Regions from separate parts of the Mus musculus genome. Here all the other regions are linked to region 1. The links are chromatin contacts, found by Hi-C or POLR2A ChIA-PET in ENCODE. All regions are on one chromosome and are shown on one strand. Each heading gives the region's core, a stretch centred on a gene start or an enhancer-like site at or near the end of the contact. The rest is flanking DNA. Distances are from core to core; before and after follow the strand shown.

The links. Hi-C counts contacts between places; a loop is a spot of excess contacts on that map. ChIA-PET counts read pairs that join two places held with the same protein, here RNA polymerase II (POLR2A).
Region 2: a map of heart shows a loop between it and region 1 (2.6-fold over the local background). The contact joins the promoter of Fndc3b here to the enhancer-like site in region 1. A Hi-C loop is called at or near these places in 7 of 37 maps with a recorded cell type or tissue (Patski, gastrocnemius and heart). POLR2A ChIA-PET finds 5 or more read pairs at or near these places in 4 of 5 experiments (Patski and embryonic stem cell).
Region 3: a loop to region 1 is called in a map of adrenal gland, with 2.0 times the contacts of the local background. The contact joins two enhancer-like sites. A Hi-C loop is called at or near these places in 2 of 37 maps with a recorded cell type or tissue (Patski and adrenal gland). POLR2A ChIA-PET finds 5 or more read pairs at or near these places in 4 of 5 experiments (Patski and embryonic stem cell).

Annotation. Positions count from the first base shown.
Region 1 is chr3:27,653,739-27,657,541 of GRCm38, forward strand. All of the region lies in intron 1 of Fndc3b (fibronectin type III domain containing 3B), which reads right to left. Among named protein-coding and RNA genes, the nearest start is that of Fndc3b, 55 kb to the right of the region's middle. Within about 2 kb of position 1,956, at least 1 of the 3 ENCODE cell types and tissues checked has a DNase peak (open chromatin) inside an H3K27ac peak, as active enhancers do; it is heart, where a contact is called at or near this core.
Region 2 is chr3:27,708,788-27,712,590 of GRCm38, forward strand. It overlaps Fndc3b (fibronectin type III domain containing 3B), which reads right to left and starts at 1,665. Exons shown (of 26, transcript NM_173182.3): 1 at 1,559-1,665.
Region 3 is chr3:27,687,584-27,691,386 of GRCm38, forward strand. All of the region lies in intron 1 of Fndc3b (fibronectin type III domain containing 3B), which reads right to left. Among named protein-coding and RNA genes, the nearest start is that of Fndc3b, 21 kb to the right of the region's middle. Within about 2 kb of position 2,053, at least 1 of the 3 ENCODE cell types and tissues checked has a DNase peak (open chromatin) inside an H3K27ac peak, as active enhancers do.

The sequences.
Region 1 (3,803 bases), core at 706-3,205:
CCCTAAGAGTGCCACACCTTGTCTCCCAGGCGTACCCAATCCCTTCTACAATGGCAAAGAGCTTTCAGGCTTCAGTGAAACCTTACCAAGACAGAGACCTCAGAACGTTTTAAGATAGATACCTTGAGGAATGTTAAGTTACTCCATCATCCAATCTCTTAGCCCAGATGGCAAAGACTTAGCACACAGGATGGAGAGGGAACTCCATGGTAAAGGTACCTGCTTTTACTTCAAGCCAATCCCTGCAACCAACATGGGGGAAGGAGAGGGCCAAACCTAACCTTTGTAACATATTCATACTCATACACACACAACCACACACACTGTAACATACATACACACACTCATACACATACAATCACACATTCTGTAACACACACACACACACAAGAAAGTGTAACAAGGCATTTAAAAAAACTTAAGAGCAGGAAAAAAAGGCAGAAATAAAATATAAAGAGCTAAAGTGGCCCCCTGGTGACAGGAGGTGTGTCATCATTAAACACAGAAGCAAAATGACTACAGGAGAGGGCAGCTAGGCAAGTCACAGACTGCTGGGGAGTTTCTCAGAGTGAGCTGTGCTGCAGCAGTTTTTGAGACTGCCGTTTTTAAGGCTTTTTATCTAATACCTAGAAAAACCTTGAACACTTCTTTCTGAAAGAAACAAAGTAACATAGTAACCATGTTCCAAAAGCACTTGGTCAAAAAGGCACTCAAATGCCAGTGAACCTGGCCAAAGATAATCAGACACTGCCTAACAAATACTGCTGTGTGCCAGGCCCTGCTGCGGGAGTCTAAAATAAAGGCACGAGGGTAAACGGCATTACGGTGAAACACTATATGGGATTAGCTAGGCACAAATCCACACTAGACACTTCTGGCAAAACTCTGCACATGTCTGCAGACCTCCACTCTGTCTAAGGCCTTTCATCTATAAGCCCCATTGTCTAAATTTGGCTTCCCAGCTGTGGCTTCTTTCCTATCTTTGAAATCTGACTAGTGTTGAAAAGGTGAATATCTTCAGAACCTGCCCCAGCCTTAAGCTTCGTTTTAAAATAATATTTATTATTTGTAATCATGTGGAGGTGGGCATATATGTGTGCTGGTATGTGCACATGAGTGCTGGTGCCCATGGATTTTGGGTCTTCTGGAATAGGAGGTTGTAAGCCACTCTCCACCTGTGCTGGGACTTGAACTTGGGTCCTCTTCAAGAGCACTGCGTACTCTTGACCACTGAGTCATCTCTCCAGTACCACAGAAAATATTTTTCAGTGGGGCCCAACTTGAGTCCCGCCTGGTAAGTGTATCGCTCATCCATCGTCACTAAAGGTTCTCTTTGCAACAGACAGAAGCTACTGCAGAGAGCCACGCCTGGTCAAAATGGAGTGTCTGTGGAGTGCTCAAACACAGTCGGCCCACGAGCAATGCAAACTCTGCCTCCCTATGCCCCGATAAGCAGACTCACGCTCTCCATTAAAAGCAAAGATCAACATCACCAGTGTCCAGACAACCAATCCCGTGTGCTCGTGCCTAGGTGAGAATGCTTCCTGCTCCACCCTTGCCAGATGCTCACTTAAGCCCGTCTGAAATGTTGCAACAATTTCATTAAGTATTCTCTAGGCATATATATATACACACACACACATACATATATTCAAATAACAAAAAAACCCGTTGTTTTCCTGAGGCTGAAGGAGAACTCTTCAGACAAGAACCTCAAGTCTCAAGCTCAGAGAGAATGATGAAGAAGACATTGAAATTCACTTCCTAAAGCAGGGAACTAGCAAAAATACACCACAGCAAACAGACGCGCATTCAGCAGATGCACTGTGGACCAGAGACGTCCCTTTCATTTTTAAAAATAGATTTAACAGGCATATTAGTTTTCCACTGGCCACTATAAATAAGTGGAACTCCAAAATCTCTGTCTTTGCAAGGGGCTTCTCGCCAGGCACTGCTGCCTGACCCGCAGTGGAGTGCATATCTACATTACCCAGAGGCCAGAGTGTGAGCTGTGGGAACCTTGTTCACAGATCTCCCATTCAAAGAACCTCCACAATAGGACCTCCACACAGGAAGCAGGCCTCGGCACAGAGCACCTCTGCAGTTCCAGAGAACTTTCCAAGGTCGCCAGAATGGTGAGCCACTCCAAATGCCATGTTCAAAGGCCCTGGCTGCCTACACATTTAAGCCAACAAAGCTAGTGTTGTTCACTGCAGTTCTCTGGAATCCCTCCCAAGGTGAAAGCAAAACTGCCAAAGGTCCCATTCCCTTTTTCTAGATGAATCTCTCAAGGCACCATTTTGCTTAATAAAAATGCACACACACACACACACACACACACACACACACACACTCGAAGACCAAGGCTTGATCCCCAGAACGGACCCTCATCAGTGAGTAAGCCACTGAGACAGAGAGAGTGACCAGCCTCTGAGGAGCAACACTGAAGGCCATCTCTGGCTTGCACACACATGGGCACACAAACACATAGATTTTTTTTAATGAAATTTAATTTAGAAAATTAAAGCCCCAAGCCATGAAATTATTTTCTCAAGGGCTGACTGGCCTTGACTGGCTGGCCTGGGTGCAGGCCTACCCATCACATCCCGCTTGCCCACTGCATCCCACTTTGCGTATCGTCAGTACCAGAGCTCAAACTCCGGTTCACATGTTTGCATGCCATCTCCCCAGCCCAGAAATCCTACCTCTCGCTCGTTGCCTTCAGGAAGCCGCTGTGCAACAGGAGGAAAGCAAACCAGGCACGTCCCGAGGAGGTGCTCGGACTGTACCGCTCAGGAAATGCATAGTCAGGTTACATACATTATTTAAACACCACACTGAACTAGAACCAAACTGTTCCCAAGCTTACCTACTGGCTAATGCGGCAATAAATGAGTTATGGGTTTCCTTTTCTACTTATATGTTTAAAGTAACCTATAATGAGCATCTATAATTTATATAATGATAAAAATTAACTTTTAAAAAACCCATATAACTCAGTTACTTTCTACCACGTGAGTGCTGGAATTTTAGTAAGGAAATACTCAGAAGCTACCATAGACAGAACTCAGCTAGGTTGCTCCAAATCTCACAGAACTAATTGCCACCATCCATCTCCGACTGTGGGACAGACAATGGCAGAACATCTGTGGTTAAGTAAGAGTTTGGTAACATTCACAAAGGCAGCCCTTGGGTCATCTTGCTGAGTCAGCCCTCGATTAGGCACGCTCACCCGGACCAACCCAGACAGCTCGGGTGGGGCCTGTTCCCTAGGGTTCCTTTTTTTAGATAACCTGCTCCATAAAAGCCTCCTCTTTTTGCCAAAATAAATCAGACTTTCTGGGTGGAGTGCACCCTGCCAATCAAGTGAGAACCAGCTAGGATAAGCCTAAGAATAGAATCTGTTACATACTTTAGCTGAGGCAACTCTGTTCGCCTAGAACTGGCACAAAAGAGCTGAAAAGCTCTGGGGGAGAGACACCCAGGGTGGGGTCAGAGATGTTCCCCAGAGTGAGTAGGCCTAGACTTCCAATGCTGAAGAAGCCACCACCCACTCCTATCTCTGCAGATTCACCCCCCTCCACCAGCCCTCTCAAAACCTCGTGAAAATATTCATCCCACACTTTAGTCCATGTTCCCATATACTGTAACACTGAATAGCGGTTCAGTCTTAAAACATAGGAAGTTATGAAGTGAGTGATAACTGCTCGCAATCATACACTCTGAAGCAGCATGACTGAAAGGTGTGAGAGCATGTCAATCTGTGTGTGTGGGTGTGTGTGTGTGTTCCGTGCACATTAGTG
Region 2 (3,803 bases), core at 415-2,914, 55 kb after region 1:
GCTCACGCTCTGCATTCCTTTAGAAGCCCCAGAAGACAGAAGACGGGCTCCTCCAAACATCCCAGGCTCTGATCACAGCTATTTTTAAAGGGTCTTAAAAGATTACCAAAATGTCTTTCTGGAACTGTATATACTGTCATTAGATGCTACCAGCCCCCACCCTACAAGATCTCGACAGTGCTAACAGATGCTAAAGGAACACGATCTTGTCACACAAACGCTTTTTCTCATAAGCATCAAAATAAAATGCTTGAAAAGCACATGCAAGTTTAAGGACAATACTAAGAGAGCAACTTTTTAAAACAATAATCAACGAGGCCTCACTTTTAGCCAGGCTGCCGCGTATCTCGCGTCTCGGTAAGCATGAACTCCGGTTGGCCCTCCTGGCCAGAAGCATGTCCAGGGACTTTACCCTCTTCAACAGCTGCTCCCAGGGAGCCAGGAAATTTACTGAACCCAGTCTTTACTGCATCCACAGTCAGCCTCCAACGAGGAGCGAACCAACAGCCCCCACACCAGTCACAAAACCAGGTCAGAGTTGCTATGCATGCATGCGCTGTGTGGCATAACTCAAGTTCCCAGGGTCCCAGCCGATACTTGGAGATGCGGGAGCGCCACGCACTCAAATCTGAACAGAGCAGTGAAATTTTGCTCAAAACCTGACTTTCTTTTGTACTGTTTTGTTGTTGTTTTAAAAAAGAATGTTATTCCAGAATGGATTCCTTTTCTTCCGGGTCTGTCTGCTCCTACTAACTCTCTGCCACAACCAGGGTGCCTCCCCTTTCCCAATGCCCCACCTCTTGCCACATTTATAAAAAAAAGAAAAAAAAATGGCACATTCCCTCTCCCCTAGCTTCTCCTAGTAAGGCCTGGAAACTGGAGGAAATTCAAATCAAATTAGTTGCACATTAAAAAATAAACAGACAAGCAATCAAGGGTGCCCACCCAACAAAAGCCCTCGCCAGTTCCAAAATATGATTAAGCCTGGGAGGGAAGAGGGGGAGGGGGACTAGCCGGGATGGAGATAAACGTGTGCATTTTTGGCCCCAGCGTCAGCCTCATCGCGGCCAAATTCTACATTTTGTTTAAAGAAAACGCTGGGCCTGAGAGAAAAGAAAATAAAAAGTTGTAACTTTTAAGGAAGTCTGCAATCCGCACTGTCTGGATAAAATGCCAGTGCTTCCTTCGTCTGGGATCGCCGGGTGGGAGCCGAGATTCGAAAAATCTCCAACCCCAGCCGTTCTCTCCGGGAAGGCGCCCGGCCAGCGGCGCCGCCCGGCGGCCCAGCCAGGTCTCCCGGGACGCTCGCAGAGTCCCCCAGGCTCCCCAGGCCGGGCGCTGGGGACGCTAGGCGGTCACGGCCCCGGGCCCCGGGCCCCGCTTTCCGCGAGGACTGACAGGCCCTTCCCACGGCAGCTCGTTCCTGCCTGCCATCCGAACCAGACGGTCCCCGCGGCCCGCCCAGCCCGCCCGCCGCCTCGGGGCGCGGATTCCACCCGCTGGGTCTCCCGGCCGCCCCACCCCCGGCAGGGGCGCCCCTCGAGCCTGACCGACTGACCCGCGCTCCGCTGGCCCACACGCACCGGGTCGTCCTCTGCTTCCCGCCGCGCCCCGCTCCCCCGCCCGAGCCTGCAGCCGCCTGGCTCGCCGAGTCCAGCCGCGGCCGCCGGTTCCCGCCCCCAGCCCGGGGGGAGCCCAGGGGGCAGGACGGGGAGGGAGGACGTGGCGCGCAGAGGTGGCCAGAGGCGGGCGGGGAGTGTCCCCAAGAGGCCCCGGCGGGGGCGGGGGCGACCGGTCGCCCAGGGACCCTCCCCGCGAGCATCCCGGGTCCCGGGTCACAGCCCGGCACCCCCAAGGGGGCCAAGGCAGCCCCGAATCCCAGCTCTGCGCGCACGCACGCCCTCCTCCCTCCACCATATGGAAATCTACAGCCTCCCAAAGTGACACGTCGAAGATTCCTCGGCCTGGCCGCGCGCCCTCCCCCTCCCAGGCAGCGGTCCTGCCGCGGGGATCTGGGCGGGGGAGCGGATTCCTCGGAGCGACGGCCCGGGGAGGAGGGGAACTGCGAGCCCCGCATCCTCCGCTTTCTTCCCGAGCGAGCGGGGGCTGGAGGGGTCGCCCCCTACCCGGCCGGGAGCTTCGGGCAGCCGAGCGGTCGGGGCGCGACCGGGACTCGGCAGCCAAGTTTTCCTCGGGCATCCCCGAGTGCTCCGGGGCCGGGAGCGCACTCGTGCAGACTCGGAGTCCGGCCGGGCTCCGAAGCGCAGGGACCCGAGAGCGACTGTGGGTGGCACGTCCCCCGGCAGCCCGCCGCCGCTCCCGCACGCCTTACCTCCCCTCAGGCTGAAACGGGGCTCCGGGTGCCCGCAATCCGGGTCGCCCACGCCGTCCCAGCCAGCCGCCCGCGGGATCCCCGCCGTCCCCTGCGCCGCTCCCGCCGCTGCTCTCCGCCGCCTCCTCCGGCCGCCGCCGCTGCTCAAATAACTACCAGGAGGGTTTGATGGGGGATTCCGCCATGTCAATGATGTCGGGACCACATGGGGATTCGGGCCCCGCCCACTGCCGTAAGCCTCCCAGTACACGCGCAACTACAAGAGCAAGCTCGCGGTAGCTCGGCGAGGCCTCCCTTTACCATAAGCCAAGCCAGGCTACACACAGCGGGGCTTCTCTTGTCTGAGCTGAAGAGAACTGGGAGACTCTGAATGAGATTCTGGAATCATCACTGCAAATGCAGTATTTGCTCAGTAATTACTAAAGCTGACTTGTTATTTTTCACTTATAACACATATTTCCTTTTCCAATTGTAATTCCCAGAAGAATCTTTCAGTGATTTTTTTTTTATTCTTTTAACTTCCCACAGCATTTTGCATAAGCAAATTTTATGATACCAAAATTTAAATGTCTATTGTCCCTTTCAGTTCCGGCTAGACATCTTTACTCGAAAGACTAAAGACAGTTCCTTCTAGTTTTTATTAATATTTAGTTTGGGCATACTTTATTTCTATTGTAAAAATGAATGTGTGTGTGACCTCAGGTATACACATGCCATGGTTTTTGTGTGAGTTTTAGAAACTTAAAAGTCCTGTCTACCTTACACGGGTTCTGGGACTCCAACTCTGGTTGTCAGACACGGTGGGCAAGTGTCTTTACACACTGAGCTATCTTGTTGCCCCTAAAGACTGTTTCTTGTCATTTATCTGGATTGTATGTGTCAAATGCAAAAGGATCTACTAGCTATCGATTGTGTATGAATTAAATATATACTATATTCCTGCTGCATAGGCTCTGTCAAAGATTAAGGGGTTGTGCCATACTGCCCGCAAATTAAAAAAAAAAAATTTCTAGAAGCAGGGATATTAGATCAAATAATTTACCCTCCTCTGTTACTTAGTTATTCTGAATAATTCCACCAGCATCTACTATTATAGTGTTCCACAAAGACCAAAAGGGTTCTGTCACTCTTGTTGTACATAAAAACAGGAAATACTACTTTATTAAAACCCAAGCAAACATATGAACCCTAACAAACAGTTCTTTTCCTCATGGGATTTACAATTCTCTTTTATTTTTAAGATAGTGAGTGCAGCCAAGCTGAACCCTCTCTCCTCAGTGACACTTTTCATGTCAATGTCCCCAAAGGGCTCTTGTACCCATCGTTCTAAAATACAACTCTAATCTTAGATCTTAGCCCTATCTGGGAAGGAAACATGCTTTCAAAGCAGTGGGTTCCCCAATGCCCACAGAGCTCAGCTCCCTTGCTTCAAGATCTAGCCATGCAGTCTGAGTTTGGACCAATGCCTCTC
Region 3 (3,803 bases), core at 803-3,302, 34 kb after region 1:
CACCCCAAAATGAGGGCCTGAGTCTGGGTCCCCAGAAAGTATGCAAGAGGAGGATCCAGCAGAGCACACCTGTAGCCCCAGCACTGCGGCTAGGGAGTGGTCTGTGTGCAGAGATAGGCAGATCTTTAAAGCTCATCGCCAGCCAACCTAAGTGTTCAGAGAGAGACTCTGCCTCAAAATATAAAGGTGGAGAGGATGAAAAATGGTACCCAATGTCTACCTCTGGCCTTCACAAGTGCACTGGTACATACACCCAACACACACACACACACACACACCCAACACACCCAACAGGCACACACCACACATGCATCTACACTAATAAACACATATACCCCACAGAGAAAGTATCTTACTCACCAAAATAAAAAAGAATAATTGAAATATATTTGAAAATCTTCCCCTGGAACACAATGAGAAGGTCAAACAGCACAGATGTTCTGAAAACTTTTTTTTTTTTTGAGGGAGCAGTGTTCAAAGACATGAAAGTTATCTTTACTTTCAGCACCAGAGAACTATCTTATCTAAGAAGAATATTTTACAACTAAATAATCTGTATTTGCATACAGTGGTAGCAGAGCCAGCTTCTAAAGGAGAAGCCATAAGGAGGTCCACGGATGAGTGGAAGAACTGCGCATCTCAAAGCAAACTGAAGTCAGTTTCAAATAAAAATATAAATTAAGTAATAATGGCTCTCCTCCCAAGTAGGCTACTATAACAAAATTGTTTTGACTGAATAACATGAACAACAGAAATGTACTCCTTACAGAGCTGGGACAGGAATCAGAAGGTAGAGTGCTCAGCTGGTCTGCAGAGTCCTGACTGAGCTATCCATCCTGCCCTTTCTTTTCTGACTGGTTCGCTGTCAAACAGTGCGTGCTCATTATTAAACCCATGGGCGCCGCTCAATGTCCTGCACCAATTCTGACCGAAACCCTCATGATCTACCCTGGGAAAACAGAAGGACCGGTGACTTCCGTGACTTGCCATGAAGTCACACGGAACTCAGAACTGTTCGAGAGGAAAAGGGCAGGCTCTCAGTGCCAGACTGCAAAAGGAAAAAGGACACTGACAGAATCACACTGCCCAGAGACTTGATGTCAGGTGTTCAAGTGCAGCCTTTAGGGTAGATCTCACCAAAGGAAACTGCTGGGGACAGAGTGCTTAGGAAGACACCAGCCAAGGCGAGCAGTCCCGCAGGAAGAACTAACTCAGAAGCAGGGCCCAAGATGGCTTAGCAGCTAAAGTGCTTGTCATGCAAGCTAGACAGATTTAGTCCAATCCCTGGAACCCACAGACTAAACTGAGATCCACAGTTGTCCTCTGGTCTTCCCAAGCAAGCTATGTTACACACACACACACACACACACACACACACACACACACACACACACAGTAAAAATAATTAAAAGCAAAGGGCAGGGGCTCCCAAAGAGATATAAATGTCAAATGACAGCAGCAAAGACTGGGAATGCTGTGTTATTTTAAGGAGCTAGAAAATAATTGAAGAAAACTGAGGAAAAGACACACAAAAATAAAACACCCTTCAAAAAGCATTCATTAAAAAGCGGCGTGTTATAGCTCAAGCCTACAATCACAGCTTTTGAAAGTTAGAGGCCGAGGACTGGGAGTTCAAGGCCAGCTGCAGCAACACTGCTAGCCTGGGCAACAAGAAACCGTGACTCACAAAACAAAAAGTATATAATAAACAAATATTTCACAAATAAGGAAGACAGCTATGACACATATACATAAATAAAAATGCGGGTGGCTCCACAGATGGAGAAATCTTAACCCCTCAGGGGAGAGGAACAGGCCGGCTTCTTCAGCAGAGGTCCACAGCAACTTCTGTCTAGGGTGAGAGGCCCAGGAAGGCAATCCCTGCCTCTGCCTCCCATCACTCTGCTCTCCAGTCCCTCTCACATGCTGACTTTTGTCCTTCAATCACTTAGGATTGCATCCTCACCATGGTATATGGGCTGGGGAAGAACCATTAGAAATCAAAACGGAAGGAAAAAGAGGAAGGGGGGAGGGAGAGCGGGAGGGAGGAAGTGATGAGCACACTAAGACTGAATCACGAAGCAGGGCCTGGTGGCAGATGCCTCTGATCACAGCATGTGGAGGACCTTGGCAAGAGGACCGGGAGTTCAAGGCCAGCCTCAGGCACACAGCCAAGTCAAGCTGAGGCCAGCCTGAGCTACTCGAGATCCGGCCTGGGTCATAAAGTACATTAAAATATTATATATATAAAATCAGCTTTACTAAAATTACCAGATTCTGCCTAGAAACACTGGGGACAAAAAGGAAATGCCACTTTCAAAGAGGAGAAGAGTAGCTGGCAGCTGGGGTATAGGAGGCAGGTATGGGCACAAAGGAAGCCACTTGCCAGCCCTAGAAAAGGAAAGTGGTCACTCTGTCACCAGTCTACAAGACGGCCTGGGAAAGGGCAGAATGGGAACTGGACCCTTCAGGGCCAGGCTGGCAGGCACCAGCATCAGGCCATCTCCACAGCCTGTGTGGGAAGCCATTAAGAACCAAGACCCCCATGAGTCACACGGTACATTTCTCAGTACCGCCAGGCAGGTGACCACACCAACACAGTCACACTCTAACACACATCCCCAGTAACCTGTATGTGTTCCTGTGTGGAACTGAAAGGTTAACACTGCAGAAACAGCAGAGGTCCCCTTGGCTCTCTGCCCTGACTTCGTTAAGATTGTGCAACTTGTACAAATAGAACCATTTCCTGTCCGCTGCACAAAGCAGCTAATGGACTGGTACAATCCGGGGATGACTTAACGGAAGAACTCAGCCCACTGCTGTCTTACTGCACTGTTTCAAAAAAGAAATGAAGGGAAAGGAAACCGCTGGCCACCAGTGTCTGTCTGAACGTCAGTCAGTCCTTTATGATGTCCTCTCACACAGGTGGCAAACGACAAAGCCAGGAGAATCCACTTGACCGTAGCCACGAGACAATAAGCATCATACCCCGCCCCCTAACATCCTCTATTAATATAGTCCTAAAGGGTCGGCAGGACTGGCTCACCAGGCTCAGTCCCCAGAACCCACATGCTCCAGGACAGAACCAACTCCCAAAAGTCTTCCCATGGCTTCCACGTGAGTGTTATATATAGCACGCGAGCATCCACGGTCACACGCACACAATAATGCAAACGGCAGGCTTCAAAATGATATGCAAACCAGGCCATTTTGGAAGGAAAGCATCAAAACTGATACAGCTACAGCTCAGCTGGCAAAGTGCTTGCCCGGCATGCATGAAGCCCTGGGTTCGAACCTGCAGCCTATCAGACAGACATGGTGTATATGCTATACACCTAGCATAAAGGATCAGAAGTCCAAGGCCATCCCCGGCTACACAGTAAGTTCAAGGCCAGCCTGGGCTACATAAAACCCTGTCTCCAGAAACACCTGATATAAATTAAAGTTAAAAGTTCAGAAGCATCCAGTGTCCACACAGTATACATTCTAATTGTAGAAGACAAGTGTCAAAGAAGAATAGGAAGAAGGGGTGGGGGAGGGGAAGGAGGAATACAGCCTGGGCTCCCACGGCCCACATTACCCTCCAGTAAGTAAAGCTCTTTTGCGTAAGCTATGTGGTGTGAGTATTTATTATCTGCAAACACAATAAACCTTGCCTAAACACTCTCATTCTTTCTATCTATCTGCACACAAGTTCAGGGAGCACAGTTGCTTGCTGTCTTTAGTCAAAATTTTCCTATAGTTCCAAGAAAATAGAATTAGAACATTGCTTTCAAGTGAAAAAATCTAACAGAAATGTCCTA